Linked DNA regions of Homo sapiens: regions 1, 2, 3 and 4 are each linked to region 5. The links are chromatin contacts, found by Hi-C or POLR2A ChIA-PET in ENCODE. All regions are on one chromosome and are shown on one strand. The core of a region is the stretch at or near the end of the contact, and the rest is flanking DNA. Distances in the headings are between cores, read along the strand shown. Region 1 overlaps TMEM43 (transmembrane protein 43). Region 2 holds the start of SLC6A6 (solute carrier family 6 member 6). Region 3 has its middle 4.6 kb from the start of TMEM40. Region 4 overlaps SLC6A6 (solute carrier family 6 member 6). Region 5 holds the start of HDAC11 (histone deacetylase 11).

What was found. Hi-C counts contacts between places; a loop is a spot of excess contacts on that map. ChIA-PET counts read pairs that join two places held with the same protein, here RNA polymerase II (POLR2A). Pooled maps may share reads with other maps.
Region 1: a pooled map shows a loop between it and region 5 (6-fold over the local background). The contact joins the enhancer-like site here to the promoter of HDAC11 in region 5. A Hi-C loop is called at or near these places in 6 of 50 pooled maps. POLR2A ChIA-PET finds 5 or more read pairs at or near these places in 3 of 52 experiments (PC-9, WTC11 and activated CD4-positive, alpha-beta T cell).
Region 2: a pooled map shows a loop between it and region 5 (18-fold over the local background). The contact joins the promoter of SLC6A6 here to the promoter of HDAC11 in region 5. A Hi-C loop is called at or near these places in 1 of 37 single-sample maps with no recorded cell type and 9 of 50 pooled maps. POLR2A ChIA-PET finds 5 or more read pairs at or near these places in 1 of 52 experiments (CD4-positive, alpha-beta T cell).
Region 3: POLR2A ChIA-PET joins it to region 5 with 16 read pairs in PC-9. The contact joins the enhancer-like site here to the promoter of HDAC11 in region 5. POLR2A ChIA-PET finds 5 or more read pairs at or near these places in 2 of 52 experiments (PC-9 and WTC11).
Region 4: a map of CD8-positive, alpha-beta T cell shows a loop between it and region 5 (2.7-fold over the local background). The contact joins the enhancer-like site here to the promoter of HDAC11 in region 5. A Hi-C loop is called at or near these places in 1 of 168 maps with a recorded cell type or tissue (CD8-positive, alpha-beta T cell) and 8 of 50 pooled maps. POLR2A ChIA-PET finds 5 or more read pairs at or near these places in 1 of 52 experiments (CD4-positive, alpha-beta T cell).

What each region holds. Positions count from the first base shown.
Region 1 is chr3:14,142,146-14,145,885 of GRCh38, reverse strand. It overlaps TMEM43 (transmembrane protein 43), which reads right to left. Exons shown (of 12, transcript NM_024334.3): 12 at 2,206-3,740. XPC (XPC complex subunit, DNA damage recognition and repair factor) reads left to right here. Exons shown (of 16, transcript NM_004628.5): 16 at 1-739. Among named protein-coding and RNA genes, the nearest start is that of XPC-AS1, 5.5 kb to the left of the region's middle. RefSeq lists enhancers at 997-1,106, 1,452-2,139 and a silencer at 1,763-2,057. Within about 2 kb of position 1,250, at least 34 of the 41 ENCODE cell types and tissues checked have a DNase peak (open chromatin) inside an H3K27ac peak, as active enhancers do; they include PC-9, where a contact is called at or near this core.
Region 2 is chr3:14,400,938-14,405,209 of GRCh38, reverse strand. It overlaps SLC6A6 (solute carrier family 6 member 6), which reads right to left and starts at 2,604. Exons shown (of 15, transcript NM_003043.6): 1 at 2,363-2,604. It overlaps LOC105376959 (a long non-coding RNA gene), which reads left to right and starts at 2,803. Exons shown (of 8, transcript XR_007095825.1): 1 at 2,803-4,272. RefSeq lists enhancers at 1,421-1,500, 1,571-1,630, 2,951-3,120, 3,131-3,180 and a silencer at 2,281-2,810.
Region 3 is chr3:12,761,741-12,765,968 of GRCh38, reverse strand. It overlaps a transcript of TMEM40 not described here. Among named protein-coding and RNA genes, the nearest start is that of TMEM40, 4.6 kb to the right of the region's middle. Within about 2 kb of position 2,438, at least 3 of the 41 ENCODE cell types and tissues checked have a DNase peak (open chromatin) inside an H3K27ac peak, as active enhancers do.
Region 4 is chr3:14,416,409-14,421,102 of GRCh38, reverse strand. SLC6A6 (solute carrier family 6 member 6) reads right to left here. Exons shown (of 15, transcript NM_003043.6): 2 at 4,650-4,691. Among named protein-coding and RNA genes, the nearest start is that of SLC6A6, 16 kb to the right of the region's middle. Within about 2 kb of position 2,087, at least 11 of the 41 ENCODE cell types and tissues checked have a DNase peak (open chromatin) inside an H3K27ac peak, as active enhancers do.
Region 5 is chr3:13,478,119-13,482,593 of GRCh38, reverse strand. It overlaps HDAC11 (histone deacetylase 11), which reads right to left and starts at 2,288. Exons shown (of 10, transcript NM_024827.4): 1 at 2,245-2,288; 2 at 1,200-1,348. The coding sequence starts at 2,246. It overlaps HDAC11-AS1 (HDAC11 antisense RNA 1), which reads left to right and starts at 2,541. Exons shown (of 2, transcript NR_046690.1): 1 at 2,541-2,951. RefSeq lists enhancers at 1,567-2,223, 2,873-2,932 and a silencer at 1,923-2,412.

The DNA.
Region 1 (3,740 bases), core at 1-2,500, 660 kb before region 5:
CACACCTGCCCTGGGCATGCCCAGCCCCTGGTGGTGGGGGCTTCTCTGCTGAGAAGGCAAACTGAGGCAGCATGCACGGAGGCGGGGTCAGGGGAGACGAGGCCAAGCTGAGGAGGTGCTGCAGGTCCCGTCTGGCTCCAGCCCTTGTCAGATTCACCCAGGGTGAAGCCTTCAAAGCTTTTTGCTACCAAAGCCCACTCACCCTTTGAGCTACAGAACACTTTGCTAGGAGATACTCTTCTGCCTCCTAGACCTGTTCTTTCCATCTTTAGAAACATCAGTTTTTGTATGGAAGCCACCGGGAGATTTCTGGATGGTGGTGCATCCGTGAATGCGCTGATCGTTTCTTCCAGTTAGAGTCTTCATCTGTCCGACAAGTTCACTCGCCTCGGTTGCGGACCTAGGACCATTTCTCTGCAGGCCACTTACCTTCCCCTGAGTCAGGCTTACTAATGCTGCCCTCACTGCCTCTTTGCAGTAGGGGAGAGAGCAGAGAAGTACAGGTCATCTGCTGGGATCTAGTTTTCCAAGTAACATTTTGTGGTGACAGAAGCCTAAAAAAAGCTAAAATCAGGAAAGAAAAGGAAAAATACGAATTGAAAATTAAGGAAATGTTAGTAAAATAGATGAGTGTTAAACTAGATTGTATTCATTACTAGATAAAATGTATAAAGCTCTCTGTACTAAGGAGAAATGACTTTTATAACATTTTGAGAAAATAATAAAGCATTTATCTAAAGATTTGGCTCTATATTTTCTTTCAGATTTTTTTTTTTTTAAGGGGTCTTACTGTCTTGCGCAGGCTGGACTCCTGGGCTTGAGTGGTCTTCCTGAGGGCTTTGCCTCAGCTGGCCCTCACAACCACCGTGTGTGGTGGAAAGGCATTGTTCGGGAAACAGTCCCAGCTCCTCAGGACTGCAGGCACCCACACACCACTGCCGTGCCCAGCTTCTTTCAGATTTAAGTCGGTAATAACACCCAGGTGACAGAGCAATGTATTCATATGTTGAGACAGCATGAAAGAGTCCATTTTGTTTTCATGGAGGCTGGAAATTCATTACATATGGAATTCTTCTGTATTTAGTGAAGAGATGTTAATCTTTGAGAGGAGCCATTAAAAATCGGAGTCACTTTTATCCAAGGGAAACAAACAAAACACTTGAGTTATGACTCATATGTGGCAAGAGGCTGGCTGGAACCTCTTGTTGAGAAACAGACTGGGGTTGCTATGGAAACTGGTCTCACACTTCCTCACCAGAGCTCGGCCCTCCTATAGAGGCAACTTGTTTTCTGTTATTTTTTTTTTTAAATTATTTTTTGAGACAGGGAGGGTTCCACTCTTGCCCAGGCTGGGGTGCAGTGGTGTGATCCCAGCTAGTGGTGTGATCCCAGCTGACTGCAGCCTCAAGCAATCCTCTCAGCCTCCTGAGTAGCTGGGACCATGGGTATGCACCACCACGCTTGTCTTTCTGGGGTTTTGAGATGATGGCATTGCCATGTCTCTGCAGAAATAACTTCTTCAGGCATATGTCAGCTACAAGGAGGCATTATTTAAATGAAACAGTAGGTTCTGAGAAACAGAAGAGTAGGTTTGGGAAAGTTCTCACTCACGTGCTTGTAAAAAATAAAGCAAACTGCTAGCATCAGAGTGGGCAGTTAGCAGCCGCCTTTCAGAACAGGAAGCAAAATGAATGAAAAATTAATGCCTCATGTGTCAGGCATTCTATGGGCTTTGTCTCATTTGGCCCTCACAACAACTTTGTGAGGTGGACAAGTGTTATTCCCATTGTACTGATGAGGGAACAGACTCAAATCGTTGATTTACCCAACATCACAGCCAGTATGTAGCAATCTTTGGCTCAGAACTCAGGTCTCCCGTGTCAACTCAGGATGCCTCTGGCAGTGGAGCACACTGCTGCCCCTTCCACTTTTTCTAGCACATTCTGAAGATGCATGAAGCCTGAGTCATTCACTTTAAATCAAGCCAAAACAAAGTGGGCTTCAGTGTGGACTTCTGAGTGCTAGATACTGAGTTGCCCTTAAAAAAAAATTAACTTATTTTAAGCACTGAAAGCTCAGATTTCCACAAAATTCAGTTCTCAATAAATCCTATGGCTGAATTCTTTACAGACATTTTGGAAAGAATGCCAAAAAAAAAAAATCTGAAACTAAAAATAGGATGTTTGTTAAAGTCCCACACCAGAAGATAATTTAGAAATTTATTACAAAACTTTTAATAAAAAATACAATGATATTACAAATTTGGTTTTCCAAAGCTTTCAAATTTTTCTTAACATTATCTTTCGTTTTAAGAACACTTTTGAAGTCGGCAGTTATTTAAAATCCTTACTAGAAAAAAACCAAAGCCCAAGGATTTTGCATTTAGTCATCATCTAGGTATACAGCGTGTTTTCCGAAAGCATCCTTTAAGAGTTTGGAGATTTGATGAAATTGCTCATGTAATAAGCAGTTAGTGAATACTATTGAATCCTAAACCCAGATAAGTCATCTTGGGCTGGCTGTGTTTTTCATGTGAAGAAACTCATTTATAGCACAGGCACCCCAGGCCAATAGAGATGATTACAGATCTCTGGTTTCAGAAGTTCTGACCCCTTATTCAGCTACCAAATACTTAATTGCTAAAGGAATTACTCCCAGCAGGCACAAAACGGTTTCTGAATATGACAGAAAAGGTACACAAAGAATCATTTAAGACATCCTGGTTACAACATACTTTATCTTTAAAAGGGTGTGAGAGTAGTTGGGGAACTTAGAAATTCTGTGACTTAGGTGTGGGTGGATCTTATTTAGGAAGACTAAAGCTATGGACACAACACGTGAAAGAACCACTCAGAAGCAGCCCTAGGAAGCCCAGGTGCCCACATCGAAAGCACTCCCAGGTGAAAGCAGCCAGGCAGGCGTGGGCATTGTACAACCAGCCTCAGGCCTCAGTTCTTGATTGTGGTTGACGGGGCGTCACCATGAAGGAGCCCATTTAGTATAAAGCTTCCAACCTTTTCTCTTAATCGTTTCTTTAATCTTTTAAACCATCTTCAAGTGCATAGGGGAGTTTCCGATGCCAGAGGATGAAAGCAAGTGCTTTCTCCACCCTCTCCTCCCAGAGTGAAAACAAATCCTTTTGCTGATACTTGTTTCAAAAGCATCCATTGTAAAGCTTCTCAGTGACACAAAATACTGAGAGGTAACTTTTTATCAATCAAACCACATACCCCAATTTAACACCTTTCAGTGCTCTGAATTCAACTGACAGACTAAAGGGTGTTTCCTGTAACAGTCTGAAATATTAAGTGTTTTTTTTGTTTTGTTTTTAAATCTTATTTCAGAAAACTTCCTCTTGGGGTAGGAAAGTACACATGAAGCAGCAAAGTAACGAAGAAAAACTTAAATAGGGCCTTCAGAGATCCCACACACTACAAAGATTCTGCCAAGCCATAAGATAAGTGTGAAGCCCAGTATATGTCCAGCTTTTCTCCTCAGGACATCTTCAGTGTTTCTTCTCTTTTAAACACCACATCAGGTTCTAGCCACAGACTTGTGTTTTGGGTGTGCCTGCTTTGAGGGGTCCATGCCCAGTGTGTCTGCTGGTGACCCAGGACTCAGCAGTAATGACTAACGGCCGCCCTTCAGGATCACAGATGTGCTTGGTGGTGGTGGCAAAGCATGGCACTTGTGTGCAGTGATGAGAAGCAGCACACGGCAAGGCTGAGCCCTTTATCAGC
Region 2 (4,272 bases), core at 1,355-3,854, 920 kb before region 5:
AATGGGTCCCATAGGCTCACTTTCCTGCCCTAAGGACTGGGACACCTTTGTTCCTCATTTTCCCCAGGCCCCGGTTCAATTTCAACTCCCGAGGATATCAGTGACCAAAGCCCCATGGGGCCAAAACTCACAGCTGAGCTAGGGAAAACCTTTTGAAACTTAATTTTGTCCAGTCAAGGCAAAGTCCCTTAGGTGGCTCTCAGTTTGTCCATCTATAAAATGGGTACTGCTCACCAGGCCTCCAGACTCTGAAAAGCAGATGTGGTCCAATCACCACAGGTTGAGGTGACGGGAAGGAGGCAGGGGAGGATGATTGCAGCTGAGCCATGGGTTAGTACAAGGGTGTCCCCAAAGGACAAAGCCTCCAGAATGCACCTTGGCCCTTGCCATACACCACAGTGACCCAGGACCTCGTGACACCCTCTAATCAGCAGCTCTACAGCCGAGCCCGGCTTTACAGCTTACTACAAGCTTATTCAGCCTCATCTCCCTCAATCCCCTCAAGGACGTAGTGAGGCCGGCACTGGTGTCCTTGCTGCCCAGGCAGCCAAGCCGAGGCTCAAAGAAACCAAGGGAATCAACCAAGGTCACCCACCCATTAAAACAAAGCATAGGACTTAAATCAGTTCCCTGGGGACAAGCTCCTACCTCTGGTCCCTGGTTTACTCTATAACCAGTCTGCCCCACCCATTTTACAGGTAAGGAAACTGAGGCAGAAAAAGGGTTGCCCAAGGTCAACTGGGGGCTGAGCCAGGCCTAACACCTCCCACCATTCTACCAGTCCCACCCTGTTGGGGGTTCTTAGCCGTGCTAGGCCCCCTTTGGATCCTCTCCAACACCATCTTGATGAAATTCCTCCCCCACCCCACCTCCTCATGCCCACCCCACAATCCCTGGGTGACTCCCTGGTCGAGAGGGAGGCAGGTGGTTGCTAAGCACTCACCCGCTCTCTCTCTCATAAAAATAAACTCCTTCTGGCTAGGAGACTCTGGACAAGATCCCCTCCCTTCTAGCCAACAAAAAATTAAAAAGAAATTTTAAAAAGATCTCCTCAGTGACATTTACTTGAACGTCAGCTGTGCCAAAGCGGGGGCCAATTTAGTGAAGTCCAAATGGAGCCATGCGCCAGTAAACCTCAGCCCGAAGACCCTCCATTCAAGTGTCTGGGCAATTACTGAGCTGATTTATTTCCCCAGACAGGAAACGGGGGCCCAGGCTGCCTCCCAAGCTTTTGGGGCTGGTCCTGGGGATGCCGGGATCTGGCAGAGGCCCAACAGTGACCAAAATAGCCAGGCCGGTGGCCCTACCCGGCACACACCTCCCTGCCTGGGAGAGCTGCCCACAGGTCTCCTCTCCAGTCCAGGCTGAAGTCCAGGCTGAAGCTTTGAGGCTGTAGGAGGAGGTCCCTGGAATTCTCTCTGTGTGGCTTCCCTAGTGGGAGGGGGACGAGAATCTCCTACTCAAAAGAGGAACCCACAGAAGGAAGAGAAATAGTCTGGAGGGGGAAGTGTCCTGCTGGCCCTGCCGGCTGTCCACTACCCCTTGGCTGCCCCTCCGGGCCTTGGTCCCACCACTCAGGACTGCTGGACGCTGGCGCTGCCACCTGCACACCACCTATGGAGTGCATGCACCTATGGAGCCACGCTGCCCTATCACCTCTCCCCACTCAGCGCCGGCCCTGGAGAACCAGCTCTGGCCATTGGACCCTCTAGGCACCAGGGACACCCTCTTGGGTACAGCCGAGGACACACGAGTGCCCACAACCAGGGACCTGGAGACACAACCACACTCAGGGACACGCACGTGCACCTAGCCAGGGCCTGGAAGACGCAGCCCCCCACACACAGATTCATGCAGACACAAACGGGGACACACAAGAGCACACATCCAAAGACAGCACACTCAGGTATCACACACAGAGAGGCACACACACACAGCCCAGCACGCAGAGAATAACAGACATGCACCGGAACACACATGTGCACGCTGCTGGGGACACGGTGAAACAGTCACCCTCAGAAACACAGACACAGGGATACGGAGGCACATGTAGGCATCCTGACGGAGACAGGCACACAGATATGCCACACACACACACACACACACACACACACACACACACACACACACACTCTCCTGCCGCCCGCACCAAGAGCCGGAGCCCTTTTGCCGGGGAAACAATAACAGCCCCGCCAGCGGGACTGAGCAGGCGACTCTCGGTCCCTTCCGCGGTGGTGAAAGGGGCGCCGGATGGGCGCACGCGGAGGGGAGGAGGCCGGGACTGCGGCGACGCGGGGATGGGGAGGGGCTGCAGACGGCGGGCAGCGCCGGCTGCGCGCCCAGCTCCCGGTCCCTCCGGTACCTGGGGTGGCTGCGGCGCCGCCCGCGCTCTGCTCGGCTGTGCCGGGTTCCGCCGGCCGGGGGCTGCCTGCCCGCTCGCTCTCTGACCCGCTGGGTGAACGCTCCGCACTCCCTCTTGGCGCAGCTTGTCCTCTGGGCTTGCGGTCCTCGGGGCTCGGCGTTGGCGGCGGCGCGAAGGAAGCGGTAATTTATAAGCGGCTTCTTCCTGACCTCGCGTGTCTGTTGTCTGAGCAGGCAGCTCTCAGCATCACCCATCCTGCTGGGTGGAAAAATACCAGCTCGGCCGGGCCGGGGGCGGGGCCGGGGCGGGGCCGGGGCTTCCAGCCCCGCCCCAAGTGCGGACACACGCGCGCACACATACACATGCACACACATACACGCAAACACGCACGCGCGCATGGGCTCGGACACACAAAGAACCCGGGCTCGCCGAGCGCGCGCGCACACCCTCATGCCGCGCGGCGAACGTTCGTTGCCAGGTGCGGCAGCCCGCCCTGGGCGCCTCCTGCCTGCGGAAGAAGAGCAGGACAGACCCGACCCGACCCGCCTAGTCCTTTCCTTCACAGCAGCCTCCAAACTCCACCGCTCGCCTCTTCCGCCAGGCTCCTAGGATGAGGCCCAGGGCTCCTGGAGCAGCCAGGTGCAAACCAGACCGGGCTCGCACTCCACTGCGTTGCCCTGGGCGATCGTCCACGTTCTGGGAGACTCGGTATGCCCCGGGAGGGTGGCCTGAGCTTGTGGTGTGAAGCCAGGTACAGAGCTCCAGAATCCTGGCCTTGCCATGGCTGTGTGACCCTGGGCAAGTGACTCAATTTCTCTGCCTCAGTGTCCTCATCTATAAAATGGAAAGGAAAATAGTAGCGCTTGTCTCCTCCGGCTGTTATGAAGATCCAAGGTTAACAGCGTAGAGAACTCGGAACGCACCCGGCATCTAGGAAGTGCCAAGCCAGTGTCAGCTAATGTGACTATTTTTAAATGGAGATGGGGAGTGTGCCATTATTCTTGTCCTTATTTGAATGAACGGGCCCTCAGGGACCATTTTCCACTGCCCCGCCCTGGCAGCATGAGAGGGAAACGCTGTGAGAACCCCGAACCCCAGCCTTCTCCTGTCCCTCTCTCTCTCTCTCTCTCTCTGCACCTGGGAGGCGGGGAGGAGAGAGCCGATCCTTCCACCATTTACACGGAGAATGAAAGAAGAAATACCGGCCAGGCGCGGTGGCTCATGCCTGTAATCCCAGCACTTTGGGAGGCCGAGGGGGCAGATCACCTGAGGTCAGGAGTTCGAGACCAGCCTGGCCAACATGGCGAAACTCCGTCTCTACTAAAAGTACAAAAATTAGCCTGGCGTGGTGCCGGGTGCCTATAATCCCAGCTACTCAGGAGGCTGAGGCAGGAGAATCCCTTGAACCCGGGAGGCGGAGGTTGCAGTGAGCCGAGATCACGCCACTGCACTCCAGCCTGGGTGACAAGAATGAGTCTCAAAAAAACAAAAAAGAAGAAGAAGAAGAAATACCACACAGGTCCGACCAAGAGCTGCCCCCACTCAGGCCAGGATCCCTGCCTGGAAGGGCTCTGCAGCCACTCTCCCTGTACAGCCCCAGGATGCTAAGGAGCATCCCGAAGTGACACTGGCTCTCCCTGGAGGCCCCTGCCATCGGACTCCAACCTGACCTTCCAGTGGGTGCTCCTCATACTGGCTCCAGCCAAGACAGACGAGGACCACTGGGCACATGCCCTTCCTTGCCTTCCTGTCACCCTTCCCACCCTTCTCTGCGGGCCCCGGGTGGCCCCTTCCTCCAGGAAGCACCTGGGGATCAGCAGTGCCTCTAGGGTCCCAGTGGCCCACGTGACATCTGCTTCTGGCCACCTGAGCACTCTCCTTTGAGTTCAGGGTCACTGTACCCTTTTATA
Region 3 (4,228 bases), core at 1,189-3,688, 720 kb after region 5:
GGGAGAATCGCTTGAACGCGGGAGGTGGAGGTTGCAGTGAGCAGAGATGGTGCCCACTGCACTTCAGCCTGGGCAACAGTGCAAGACCATGTCTCAGAAAGAAAGAGGCTGGGCGCAGTGGTTCACGCCTATAATCCCAGCACTTTGGGAGGCGGGCAGATGACGAGGTCAGGAGATCGAGACCATTCTGATTAACACGGTGAAACCCAGTCTCTACTAAAAACACAAAAAATTAGCTGGGCGTGGTGGCAGGCGCCTGTAGTCCCAGCTACTCAGGAGGCTGAGGCAGGAGAATGGCGTGAACCCAGGATGTGGGGAGCTTGGAGTGAGCCGAGATCACGCCACTGCACTCCAGCCTGGGCAACAGAGCGAGACTCCGTCTCAAAAAAAAAAAAAAAAAAAGTAATCAAACAGCCATTTTTCTTTAGAACCCAAAGCAACCATTTAGTGGACCTTCTTGTCTCTCTTCAAACGGATCTCCAGCGATGGTTTGTTTGTATTGCTGCCCTCCAGTGATTGTCAAACTGGGTTCTCTGGCACCCCTGGGCTCTTCGTTGGCACCCCAAGGGCTGCCTGCAAGGCCAAGGTGATGTTGGTGTTCCCATCGACAGCCCATGGCTCCTACTTCAACCAGAAAAAAAAAAATCCACTTTGATCAGATAAGATTTCTTAAATTTTATTTGTCAAAAGGATTTTTCTGCTTAAAACAATAAGATTGTTGAGTACAAATCACTAGTTTTGCACAAATCAGAATGAGCTAGGATTGACTTTTCCTCTACTCCCTCTTTATTTTTTAAAAAAATTTAACTTCAGGCCAGGCGCGGTGGCTCATGCCTGTAATCCCAGCACTTTAGGAGGCCAAGGGAGGTGGATTACTTGAGGTCGGGAGTTCAAGACCAGACTGGCTTGTCTCTGCTAAAAATACAAAAATTAGCCAGGCATGGTGGCAGGTGCCTGTAATCCCAGCTACTCGGGAGGCTGAGGCAGGAGAATTGCTTGAACCTGGGAGGCGGAGGTTGCAGTGAGCCGAGATTGCGCCACTGCACTCCACCCTGGGCAATAGAGTGAGACTCTGTCTCAAAAAAAAACAAAAAACAAAACTTAAATATTAAAATATGTAAACCTGCCTCCTGGGTTTAACTTTAAGTTAATTTTAACTTTAAATTTAACTTTAGTCCTTGCCTTTTAAAGTAGGTGCAGGGACACAGGCATCTGAGGGTTAGGAGAGCCCTCAGGTAACGAGATCCAACTTTCTGCCTTCAGCCAAGGCAAGCTTTCATTATGCCCATTTTACAGGTGAAACAACTGAAGCCTGGAGGCCCAGGATGAGTAAGGCTTAATCTAGTTTAGGAATCTTTTAAGCTCCATCTCAAATGGCATCAGCTACGGCCACTGTTTCTCTAAGACCATAGATTGCAAGGATTCCAACGTGGACCAGAAGCTAACACTTCAAACATGGATTTAAGTGGCACGTGCAGGAGCTTCCAAATCTGTGAGTTAACTTGGAGTTTCTCCATGAAGGCATAGAAAGAGACCCAGGTTTCCAGTCAGGGAGACCTGAGTGAAGATCCTGACGCAGCCACTTCCCAGCCACGTGACCTTGAGCACATCATTTAACCTTTCTGAACCTCATTTTTCTCATCCATGAAATGGACACAATACTCTCCAATTTAGAGTTAATTTAATAGATGCTTTAAGATGACTAAGACAGGTGCTGCCCTCACAGACATCTTTCTGGTGACTAAAAATTCATGTAGCCGGGCACGGCAGCTCACACCTGTAATACCAACACTTTGGGAGGCTGAGGCGGGTGGATTATCTGAGGTCAGGAGTTCAAGACCAGCCTGGCCAACATGGTGAGACCCCCGTCTCTACTAAAAATACAAAAATTAGCCAGGTGTGGTGGGTGCCTGTAATCCCAGCTACTTGGGAGGCTGAGGCAGGATAATCACTTGAAGCCGGGAGATGGAGGCTGCAGTGAGCCGAAATCACGCCACTGTACTTCAGCCTGGGCGACAGAGTGAGACTCTGTCTCAAAAAAATTAAATAAAAATAAAAATAAACCTCATGTAAAGAACCAGGCTCCTGGGTGCTCATAGTAGGTAAACATTCTTTTCTCCATACACCTACAGGGCATCATTCTCAGACCTAGGAAGTCACTGGGGAGTTCCAATCAGCCTGAAGGATCCCACAGCCTCATCACAAGAACACCAAGGTATAGCAGGGGCTGACGTGTGCCAGGCGCTGCCTTGACCACTTTATATAAATATTCTCACCATGGATAGGGGCTGTGTCCCGCCATTTTTATGGATGGGGAGACTGAGGCTGAGCTGTCTAACTTGTCTCCAGAACACCCATGCCTGCTGAGTCAGGCAGGCCCCCGCTTGCAGTTCTGGAATTCAGGGAAGCTGGATGCCATGCTCAGCTGCTGAGCTGGCTCCCCCGGGCTGTCAGCTGTGCTCACAGGACAGTAGGAGGTTGTCCTATGAATCACCCCCTACACACAGGGCAATGAGGTCACCTCAGGATGGAGTTGAGCTGGGGCCTGCCTTACACTTCTGGCAGCTCTATCATGTCCCCTGAGATCTGCCCACAGCAAAGAGGTAGGAAACGCCCTGAGGTTCATCCATCCTGTACCAGGTACACACACAACCAGATGCTGTAGGAGGTGCAAAGAGGGAAACTAAGGCTCAGGGAGGGAAGTACCTGAACTTGGGAGTAGGAGGCAAACAGAAGGTAATGAACAGTTTTTTTGGAGCACCTACTATGTGCCAGGCATTTAAACCTTTTTTTTTTTTTTTTTTTTTTTGAGACAGAGTCTCACTCTGTCGCCCAGGCTGGAGTGCAGTGGCGCGATCTCGGCTCACTGCAAGCTCCGCCTCCCGGATTCACGCCATTCTCCTTCCTCAGCCTCCCGAGTAGCTGGGACTACGGGAGCCCGCCACCACGCCCGGCTAATTTTTTGTATTTTTAGTAGAGACGGGGGTTTCACTGTGTTAGCCAGGATGGTCTCCATCTCCTGACCTCGTGATCCACCTCAGCCTCCCAAAGTGCTGGGATTACAGGTGCGAGCCACCGCGCCCAGCTGCATTTAAACCTTTAAGTGGCAGGAAACATCACCCAGTCCAGTGGGGCTTATTTAAATACAGATTCTAGGTCCCACTCCTGGAGTTTCTGATTCAGGCCCGGGATGGGGTCTGAGAATTTGCATTTCTAAAAGGTTTCCAGGGGATGCTGTAGCAGCTGGTCCGGGGACTATATTTTGAAAATATCTAGTTCCACCTCCTTTCCTCTGCTTAGTGGTGGTCCTTAATTTTCTTCTTACATACCTCCAGAGACAGAGAACTCACTGTCTATTCAGTCAGCCTATTTCATGTCTAGATAGATCTTACTTTGAAGATATGAGCGTGTGTGCTTATGCTGAACTGAACACTCACTCTGTAGGCTCTCCCCTGTGGCCTCTGGACCACAGTGGTCTCATTAGAAAGGAGCAATTGGAGAAGACAGACTTATAATTAGACCCGGGGTCCCCCTCACCCTCACAGTACTCCAGCCTCTGCCAGTTCTACCTCTAAATCAGCACCATCCAATATAGAAGTTCTGTAGCTCCTGAAAACTTAAAATTTAAAAAAATTTTCAGTAACTATGTTAAAAATAGTAAAACGAAGCAGGTGACACTAATTTTAATAATATATCCAGACCAGGTGCTTTGGCTCATGCCTATAAATCCCAGCACTTTGGGAACCCAGGGCTGGAGAATCACTTGAGCCCAGGAGTTCAAGACCAGCCTGGGCAACACAGCAGACCCTTTCTCTACACAAAATTTTAAAAAGTAAAAGTTAACCGGGCATGGTGGTGCACACCTGTAGTCCCAGCTACTGGGGAGGCTGAGGTAGGAGGATCACTCGAGCCCATTTCAAGGTTACCATGAGCTATGATTGTACCACTGTACTCCAGCCTGGGCAAGAGAACAAGATCCTGTCTCTACAAAATAATAATAATATATCCAAATATCATTTTAATAGATAATCAATACAAAAATTATTAATGATCTATTATACATATATATGTTGTATATATATACATACATTTTTCATACCAAGTCTTTAAATCTAGTGTTATTTTACACTCACAGCACATTTCAATCCTGACCAGCCATGTGTCAAGGGCTCCATAACCGCATGTGGCTGGTGGCTACTGTTCGGACAGCAGAGCTGTAAACTTCCCA
Region 4 (4,694 bases), core at 838-3,337, 940 kb before region 5:
ATGCCCCAGGGCTGTCACTGATATTAGGCCAGAGTGAAAATGAGGGCAACCCCTGCGGGGTCAATGATTCATCAACACGTATGCAGCATCTCAAACACGTGCACCCCATTCGACCAGCAAGCCCACTTCTTGCTTAGACCAACGTGTAAAGACGCCCACTCAAAAGAAGTTCACTGGCTTCAGCTTTGCCAGACAAAAAAGTTCGGGAAATTGGCGGCACAACACTTTAAATCTACTTACCATGACTGAATTGTACACTTTCAAGGGGTTAAGATGGTCAGCTTTAAGTTATTTGTCTTTTACAACAATTGAAAATAGAGGCTGGGCGCGGTGGCTCATGCCTGTAATCCCAGAACTTTGGAAGGCCAAGTCAGAAGGATCACTTGAGCCCAGAAGTTTGAAACCAGCCTGGGCAACATAGTGAGACCCAGTCTCTAAAAAAAATAATTAGCCAGGCATGGAGGCATGCATGTAATCCCAGGTACTCAGGAGGCTGAGGTGGGAGGAAGGCTTGAGTTTGGAAGGTCAAGGCTGTAGCGAGCTATGATCACACCACTGCTCTCCAGCCTGGGTGACAGAGCAAGACTCTGTCTCAAAAAAAAAAAAAAAAAAAGCAGAGTGGTTTACAAGAGAAACTGTAACCAGCCAATTTCCCATCACTATGGGATTAATTAAATAAACACTGCTTTAGTCAAACAAATCATGGCTTACAACAAGGTCAGCAAACTGGCCACTGGGCCAAATCCAGCAGCTTGTTTTCTCTTGCCTCAGCCTCCAGAGTAGCTGGAACTACAGGTGCGCACCATCACGCACAGCTAATTTTTGTATTTTTAGTAGAGATGGGGTTTTGCCATGTTGGCCAGGCTGGTCTTGAACTTCTGACCTCAAGTGATCCACCCGCCTCAGCCTCCCAAACTGCTGGGATTACAGGCGTGAGCCACTGTGCCTGTTCAAAAATGTATGACTTTTATAACCAGAGTAAATAATAAATATCATTTTATTACGGTCTTGAGCCTTCTAGGAAGCGAATGTTGAGGTTGGCACTTCTGTTGAACAGGCCTGAGGTGGCCTTTTCTGACAACACTGGAAGTCATGGGCCTGTTATATCAACACTCCTATATGCACCAGTTTACAATGGGTGCGGGGCATGGGGGCAGACACCCCGTGGGAGATCTCACCACAAGCCCAGAGAGGGTCTCCCTGTTAAGAATCTTCTTTCTTCCTTAAGCTGCCCCAGGCACCGGGAGGGTGAATCTGATTTCTGGACTCAGCCCCATAGCTGAGGGGGTGGGGAGTTGCTCTAGGGGGGGCTCACCTTGGGGGATAAAATGAGAAATTGCATGTGGGGTGCTTGGCACTGATGTGCTAGGCCTTTTGCACACTTAACCTCACTGTGCTTACAAAGTGATGAGGTCACCCCCACCCCAAAATCCCAGTATCACCGTCTTTCTAACCCTCCTGGGTGCCACTATTGCTCCATTTCAGGGGTGGGTTACCTGAGGCTCAGGGTAGTTCTGTGACTCCTCCAGGTCACGAAGCCGGCAGGGCTGGAACAGAGATTTGAACTAGGGACTGCCTGACTCCCCAGCTCCATGGACTCCACTACATGGGTTGCCCCCTGTCAGCAATACTTTTTTGGGCTGGTCCATTAATAGTTCAGGCTCTGCTGAACAACTAACACACATTCCCATGTCCGCATCATGCCCCTTCTCAGATGAGAACCTGAAGGTCAGAGCCCTCAAGTGACGTGCCCAGTGAGGAGGGCGCACACCTAGCAGTGCTCAGACTTCAGAGCTGACAAGGTCTGTTCTTCCACCCTGTTCCTCTAGACACCCCTGCCATGTCAGGGGGCCGAGGAGCCCTTTCAGAAAGTGTTAAGCCAAGAGGGCTGCTTGGAGGAGCATCAGATAAGTCTGAGGGCAAATCTGCCTCTCAGCCTTTTCTATAAAATGGGCTCCCAAGCGCAAATACATCAGCAAGCCTCAAAAAGAGGAACATTGGCAACCTCTGTTTACTGCCTGTAACAGCCCATCCCAGGCAGGGCCCCTTGCACAAGACTCTATCTGGAAGCAGAACTCACATTCCAGCCTCACGGCAGCAGGAGCCTCATTTCCCAGGTGCTTTGACTACTCATTAACCAGGAGGAAGTCCCGGGGGAAGGGGAAGGGGCTGGGCCCAGAGGCCGTTCCCAGCCTGAGGAAGTGGGCTAGAGTCAGCTCAATCAGGTTCAAATCCTTCCCAGCTGTGTAGTCTTGGAAACAATCAATTCATCTCTCCAAGCCTCAGTTTTCTGATCTGTACAATAGGGATGACATCAGCGCCCACCTCACAAGGCTCCTGAGGAGGCTGTGCATGAGTCTGTGACGTGTTTAGCAGTGCCTGATGTGCAATAAGCGCTCAATGAATTTCTCATATTTTTTCAAAAAGAGTAAGAGCACACCCACTTCTTTGGGTTGACAGAGTTAACACAGTAAACCTCTCGGCAGTATATGAGCATGCTGAGTCCAGGAAGCGGTAGCAATCATTATTATTGACGTCTATAACTATTATGATGACGCCTGTGGAGGCTGACGTCGAGTAGGTCACCTCCATGCCTGCCCAGTGGCTGGCTGGGTACACACCCCTGCCCGATGTCACAGCACAAAGAATATGTCTCCATGGGGTGGGGCTGCTTGTGACCAAGCAACCTAGGCCAGCTGAGCTTGATGAAAAGGAAGGACTTGGTCCAGCTGCTAGCAGCAGCAGGTTGAGGAGCTCTGGGCCACAAACAAACGCTTGCCTAGTCCCGGCTTCACAGGGGACCCCACTCCAACCAATCCGAACCCTGGACCAGTGGGAGCTTAACCTTCCCCCTTAGAAATTTCTGCCCAGGAAGCCAGGGTTTTCTAATTCCAAAGCAGAGTCCACAGTGGGTCTTGACATCAATGTAAGGGGTCAAGGCCATCTTTTTTACTAAAGGAAGACAGAGCAGACCAGAGCACAGCAGATGGCGAGTACGAGGATGATCTGAGAAACTTCAATTTCAGGGTTTGAGTTTGACGTGTGTGTTTGTGTACATGCACACGCAGGCCACATCCCATTGTAAAATGTATTTAATGAACGCTGAGGATTAAATAAGACTCTGAAAGCCCCTAGAGCAGGCAATGTCTTAATCAGCGAAGGAGACATCCCTTAAACCCTTTTTAAAAACATAATGACGATCCTGAACTAAAAGAAAAATAAGGCTGCTGTAAACACTGAGACAATCAGTGCAATGCCATTAAGATCCACAGATAACAGAATCACGTCAATGTTAAATCAGTGTCCTGGGGTAGATAACTGTGCTAGGGTTATATAAGAGAATGGCCTTGCTCTTTTTTTTTTTTTTTTTCGAGACGGAGTCTCGCTGCGTCGCCCAGGCTGGAGTGCAGTGGCACGATCGCGGCTCGCTGCAAGCTCCATCCCCCGGGTTCACGCCATTCTCCTGCCTCAGCCTCCCGAGTAGCTGGAACTACAGGCGCCCGCCACCACGTCTGGCTAATTTTTTGTGTTTTTTAGTAGAGACAGGGTTTCACCGTGTTAGCCAGGATGGTCTCGATCTCCTGACCTCGTGATCTGCCCACCTTGGCCTCCCAAAGTGCTGGGATCCCAGGCGTGAGCCACGGCGCCCGGCCTGGCCTTGCTCTTATGAAAGGCCTGAAGGATTGAGGTGAAGGGGCATCATGCCTGCAATTTACTCCCCAATGATTCAGCAAAAATGGAAGAATGTTCACGTGACTGTTTTTATTTAACATATTAGTGAGAAAGAGATGAAGCGAATGTGGCAAATGTTACCCATGGGAAAATCTCAACGAAGGGCATAATGCGAGGCCACTGTAATACTCTTGCAACTTTAGCAAAGGTTTTCCATTTTACTTGTTTATTTATAATTTTATTTATATTATTTTTAATTTTTGCTGAGATGGGGCTCATTATGTTGCCCACGCTGGTCTCGAGCTCCTGGCCTCAAGCAATCCTCCTGCCTTGGCCTCCCAAAGTGCAGGGATTGGAGGCGTGAGCCACTGTGCCCTTGACAACATCGTGAAACCCCGTTACTCCAAAAAATACAAAAATAAGCTGGGCACGGCGGCACGCGCCTGTAGTGCCAGCTGCTAGGGAGGCTGGGGTGGGAGGATCACCTGAACCTGGGGAGATCGAGGCTGCAGTGAGCCCTGATGACACCACTGCACCCCAGCGTAGGCGACAGAGTGTGACCCTGTCTCAAAACAAAAACAAACCTTTAACAGAGACAGAGCCAAGCTCAGACCCCAATCCTCAGAATCAACTCAGTGAGGGCATCCTCCCCACGGCAGACTTGCCCCAGGCTACTCTGCAGCAGAGCCAGGACAGGGCACAGGCTGGATCTCCAAAACCAGTGCTTGGCCCATTTGCAGGGCGTCCCTGTGCCCTCTGGCACAGACTGGCTGGGGACCAAGCAGGCACAGAGTGGCCAAGCCAGGCCAGGGGATCTGCCACCTGGAGGTGAGGTGTGGACAAGGTCTGTGGGCCTCAGGGGTCCCGTCTTGTCCTCCTAGAGCCTGGGGGAGACACGGAGCTCCTGAGCCCCCCACCTTGGGTCACTGCACAACGTGTGAGACACCCATCCCACCTGGAGGTCCAAGGTCACTTACGTTTGGGAGCTCCTCAGAAGGGCTGTGGTTCTGGTTCTGGATCTA
Region 5 (4,475 bases), core at 1,039-3,538:
CCAAGCTGGTCTCAAACTCCCGGCCTCAAGTGTTCTCCTAGCCTTGGCCTCCCAGAGTGCTGGGATTACAGGCACGAGCCACTGCGCCCGGCCTCCCTCCACCTTCTGATGATATTACAGGAGGCTCAGTGTGGCATGGCCTCGCAACACCTGCCTGTGCTTTGCTCATCTTCCGTTCAAACCACTAATCAGTCTCACAGCCTGCAGGCAATAGTAACCAGCCTGGATTGAATTATACTGTTGTTTTCATTGCATTTACTTTTTTACCATGACCTATTTATGGCAAGTGAAACTGCCTTTTCCCATTTTGATGACATAATGTTTCCTTTTAAAACAAGTTTAAGTGAATTTCCCACCTAAATCAGGCCCCTTGATTACAAACCACAGTTAAAACGATATGCTCTTCGAAGCATCATTTTGCTCAAGGGGATGAGCCCTAAAGGTAGGGCGCCTGGAGCTCTGAGTTCCAAACCCAACTCCGCCTCTTGTAACTGTGTTACTTCAGCCACTAATGGGAGCTGTGTCCTTCCCTGGAAAGAGGTCACAAGCAGGCAGCCAGTGTGCCCAGTTCGGTCTACAGGTGGGCTTTTACAATCTTATAATGAGTGCCATATTAAGAAATCAGGGCCGGGTGTGGTGGCTCACGCCTGTAATTCCAGCTACTTGGGAGGCTGAGGCAGAAAAATTGTTTGAACCTGAAAGGCGGAGGTTACAGTGAGCTCCTGAGCCTCTGCTGCGATTGTGGTGCCTACCCCGAGGGCTGCTGTGAGGACTGGACTGGAATTGGGTGCACATGTTTCCTAATCATTCTAGGACACAATTTCCCCCATCTGTAATCAAGAGAGGTGCGGTGGAGGTGCTCTACCTCCTGACTCTCTGAACCTTAGGAAATGGACTCCTCCAAGCTTCACCTTCCCTGTGCCCATCAGTAATCAGCTACCTTTCCACTAGGCCTCTTGGGCAGAGGCAGGACTTAGGCCCACAGGATGGGGAGCCAGGGAGAGTCTGAGTCAGGGACATCATATCGTGATTAGGAGTCTGTGTTGGAAAAATCATTTTGGGCGGAAGCATGGGTGGAAGGCCATCCGAGGGCTGAAACTGAAGATGGGAGAGAGCCTGAGGCTTATGTTGGGGATGAGGACGGAGAGGACAGGTGGGTTGGAGGAAGCAGATGAGAGTCCAAGGGGGACCTTCCATACCTTTTAGGAAATTGATCACTTTGCCCCATTTTCCGGCATCAAAGGGATGCAGCTTCTCCAGGCCCATGAAGGTGATGTTGTAGCGCGGCGAGTACACGATTGGCCAGCGTGTCTCTGGCACATGCTGGTACAGCTGGGTTGTGTGTAGCCTACCGTGTGGAAAAAGACAGACGCACAGCTGGGGCAGCCTCGGCAGAAAGCAGCTCCCTCCCGAGCCCGCCTGGACTGACCCACCAGCCATTGCCCAGCACCACTAGCCCCTCAGCCGCAGACAAGGGCCCCTCAACAACAGCTGCTTAAACTGGCTGCCTTTCCCGGAACCCAATTCCAATCCAGTCCTCACAGCAGCCCTGGGGGTAGGCACCACAATCGCACCAGAGGCTCAGAGAGCAGACCAGGTGTGCCCAAGGTCACAGTGCAGGTCTGTGGAGAAGCAGGCGTGCACTCAGGTGTGTCTGGCTGCAAGGCCTCCGCGCATCACCTCTGCACCGTAATAAATGCCCCCACAGCTGTGTGGCACAAGGCTTCGGCTGCAAAATGTGTGGCTGTTGTGAGGACTCAGAGAATGCAACTGAGGAGCTGAGCACAGTAAGCACTCAGAAACCCAAGTCGGGACCCAACCTGAGCCAGGGCGGGGGGCGGGGATCCCCTGACCCCGCTGCGCTGCTAACCCTTCCCATCACACCCTGGCAGTCGTCACCCAGAGACAGAAATCCGCCCCAGTGGCTGCCTCCGTGGGGGCGTCCGCGTAGCCAGGGGGCTGGGCAGCGCAGACGTCAGACCCGCGCACATCGCCCGACCGCTCCGGGTCCGGGCCCAGGCCCGCGGCCGGCGCGCGTCCCTCGGGCCACCGAGCAGGGGCGCGGGGCTGGCCTGGCGCGCCGGGAGGGCCTGGAAACACCCGTCCCGAGCGTCCCTCACCCCTCACCAGCAAATCTGGGCCCTTACCTGGCGCGCCCGCCCGGCCGTCCCCGCCCTCGCCCTAGCGCGCCCGCCCACCGGGACCCCTGGGAGCCCACCCCCGCCCTCGCCCCGCGGCACTCACATCCCGGGGCCGGCCCTCCCAAAGCTGGCCGCAGCTCCGCGACCGGGCGGGGCGGGGCGGGGCGCGGGTGGGGCCAGCCCAGGACACGCCCCCGGGCTTAGCCGCGTCCTCTGGGGGCAGAGCTCTGGCCGATTTGGCCCGCCCCGCCAGTGTTGCGACACAGAGAGCCTGCCCGCAGGAAGGCCACCCCCAACGCCCATCAAGCCCGAAGTCCCGCCTCCGCAGGCAAATACCCGGTGGAATCCCGCCTGGTTCGGAAGCTCCGCCCCCTGGCGGGAGGGCCAAGCGGGTTTCACCCCGGCCTCGCGGAAGGGGCGCGACCACCGTATGTCCTGTTCCTGCGCTTCCCAAGCTGGGTAGAAACGGCGAGAGGCTGGGGGTTAGAAACGACAGGTTCCCGGCGGGCTGTGCCGGGGCTTCGCTGTGTGACCTTGGGCTGGCGTCTGGGCTCTCTGGGCCCTTGTTTCCGCGAGTTAAACGTAGGGGCGGGGGAGTTTCTCTGGCCCTGCCGCCTGTGACCTAAGGAGCCCCGTGACCTCTCCGACCCGAGCCCACCCCCGGCCCAGTCTGCGAGCAGCTCCGGGACAAGCACTCCCGGCGAAGACATGTAGGCTCTCAGAGCCTGCGTTTCCCTCTGTAGAGCAGGCCTAGTTACTGTCTTCAGGGTGCACGCGTCTCCGTCCCCGACCCGCACCCTCACCGCCGGGGTAAGCTGAGCCAGGCCCAAGCGACAGCTGGGGTTGTCCGTGGGGCTGCAACCCAGGAGGAGGCCCCAACAATAGAGCCCCAGAGGACGGAGACAATGGGCCTCTCTGTCGGCCCAGCCGTCCCCGCCATCCAAACAGAAGCAGCTGACGGAGGACTGCCGGGCTGGGATCCCTGGGCTCCGCGGGGGCGGCTGTGTGCCAGGGCGGGGCACAAGGGAAGCGCACAGACGTTTGAAGAGGGGCCCCCGTGTGCCTGCCATGATTGCATGATGGCATCTGAGCCTCACAACCTAATCCTGAGAAAGGTGCCATAATCACCCCAACTTTATCTTGAGGGAACTGAGGTTCGGGCCTGGATTAAACCCAAACTCGGCCACCCGCCAGCATAGTGGCTTTGGGCAGGTTGCTTCAGCCTTCTGGTCCTTCATGTCTGCATCTGAAAATGAAGTACTGGGCCGGGTGCGGTGGCTCACGCCTGTAATCCCAGCACTTTGGGAGGCCGAGGCGGGTGAATCACCTGAGGTCAGGAGTTCGAGACCATCCTGACCAACATGGTGAAACCCCGTCTCTACTAAAAATACAAAAAATTAGCTGGGCGTGATGAAGGGCGCCTGTAATCCCAGCTACTCGGGAGGCTGGGGCAGGAGAATCGCTTGAACCGGGGAGGGGAGGTTGCGGTGAGGCCGCGCCATTGCAATCCAGCCTGGGCGACAAGAGTGAGACTCCATCTCAAAAAAAAAAAAAAGGAAGAAAATGAAGTTCTGGTTGCACTTCATTCTCTGGATTTCATGGGCAAGTCCAGGGAATCAAGAGACAATAATGTTGATTATTATTCAGAGACCATCTGTCATGTGCTAAGTTGAAGTCCAAATGCTTTTTGCTTGTCGAACTCTTCTGACAGTCCTAGGAGGCAAACTATTGTCATCCCCATTTTATAGATAAAGAAATTGAGGCACAGAATGGTGAAGTAACTCACTCAAAGGTCAGGGATGTGGGCAGATGTAAACCACAGAAGGAATAAGTACTATTTTATAAAGTGACAGAGTGCATGCAGTGGCCCTGTGGCATTTGTGAGAGACCGACTTCCCCTCAGGGAACTTGCTCTGTAGTTTGGGAAGCCACACAGATGATCCTCTGGTTGGGAGAATGAGGATCTGGGCAGCCTGGACCTGAAGCTGAGGCCAAAGAGAGTGGGATTGGTCTGAATAAGTGGGTTTTTAAATTTTTTTAATTTTTAAATTATTTTTTAAGAGACACAGCCTCACTATATTGCTAAGGCTGGTGTCTAACTCCTGGGCTCAAGCGATCCTCCCACCTTGGCCTTCCAAAGTGTTGGGATTACAGGCATGAGTCACAATGCCTGGCCAAGGGTTTTTAAAATTGTGTCCTGGTAGCTAAAGAGTTAAGTGGTCTGCGGAGGCCCTGGAGCTTGTGAACACCTTCAAACCACCATGAAAGCCTGGGCCAACCGGCCGCATTATCACGTGGGGAAGAAATAAGTGTTATGCACGCTGCTGTGTTTGG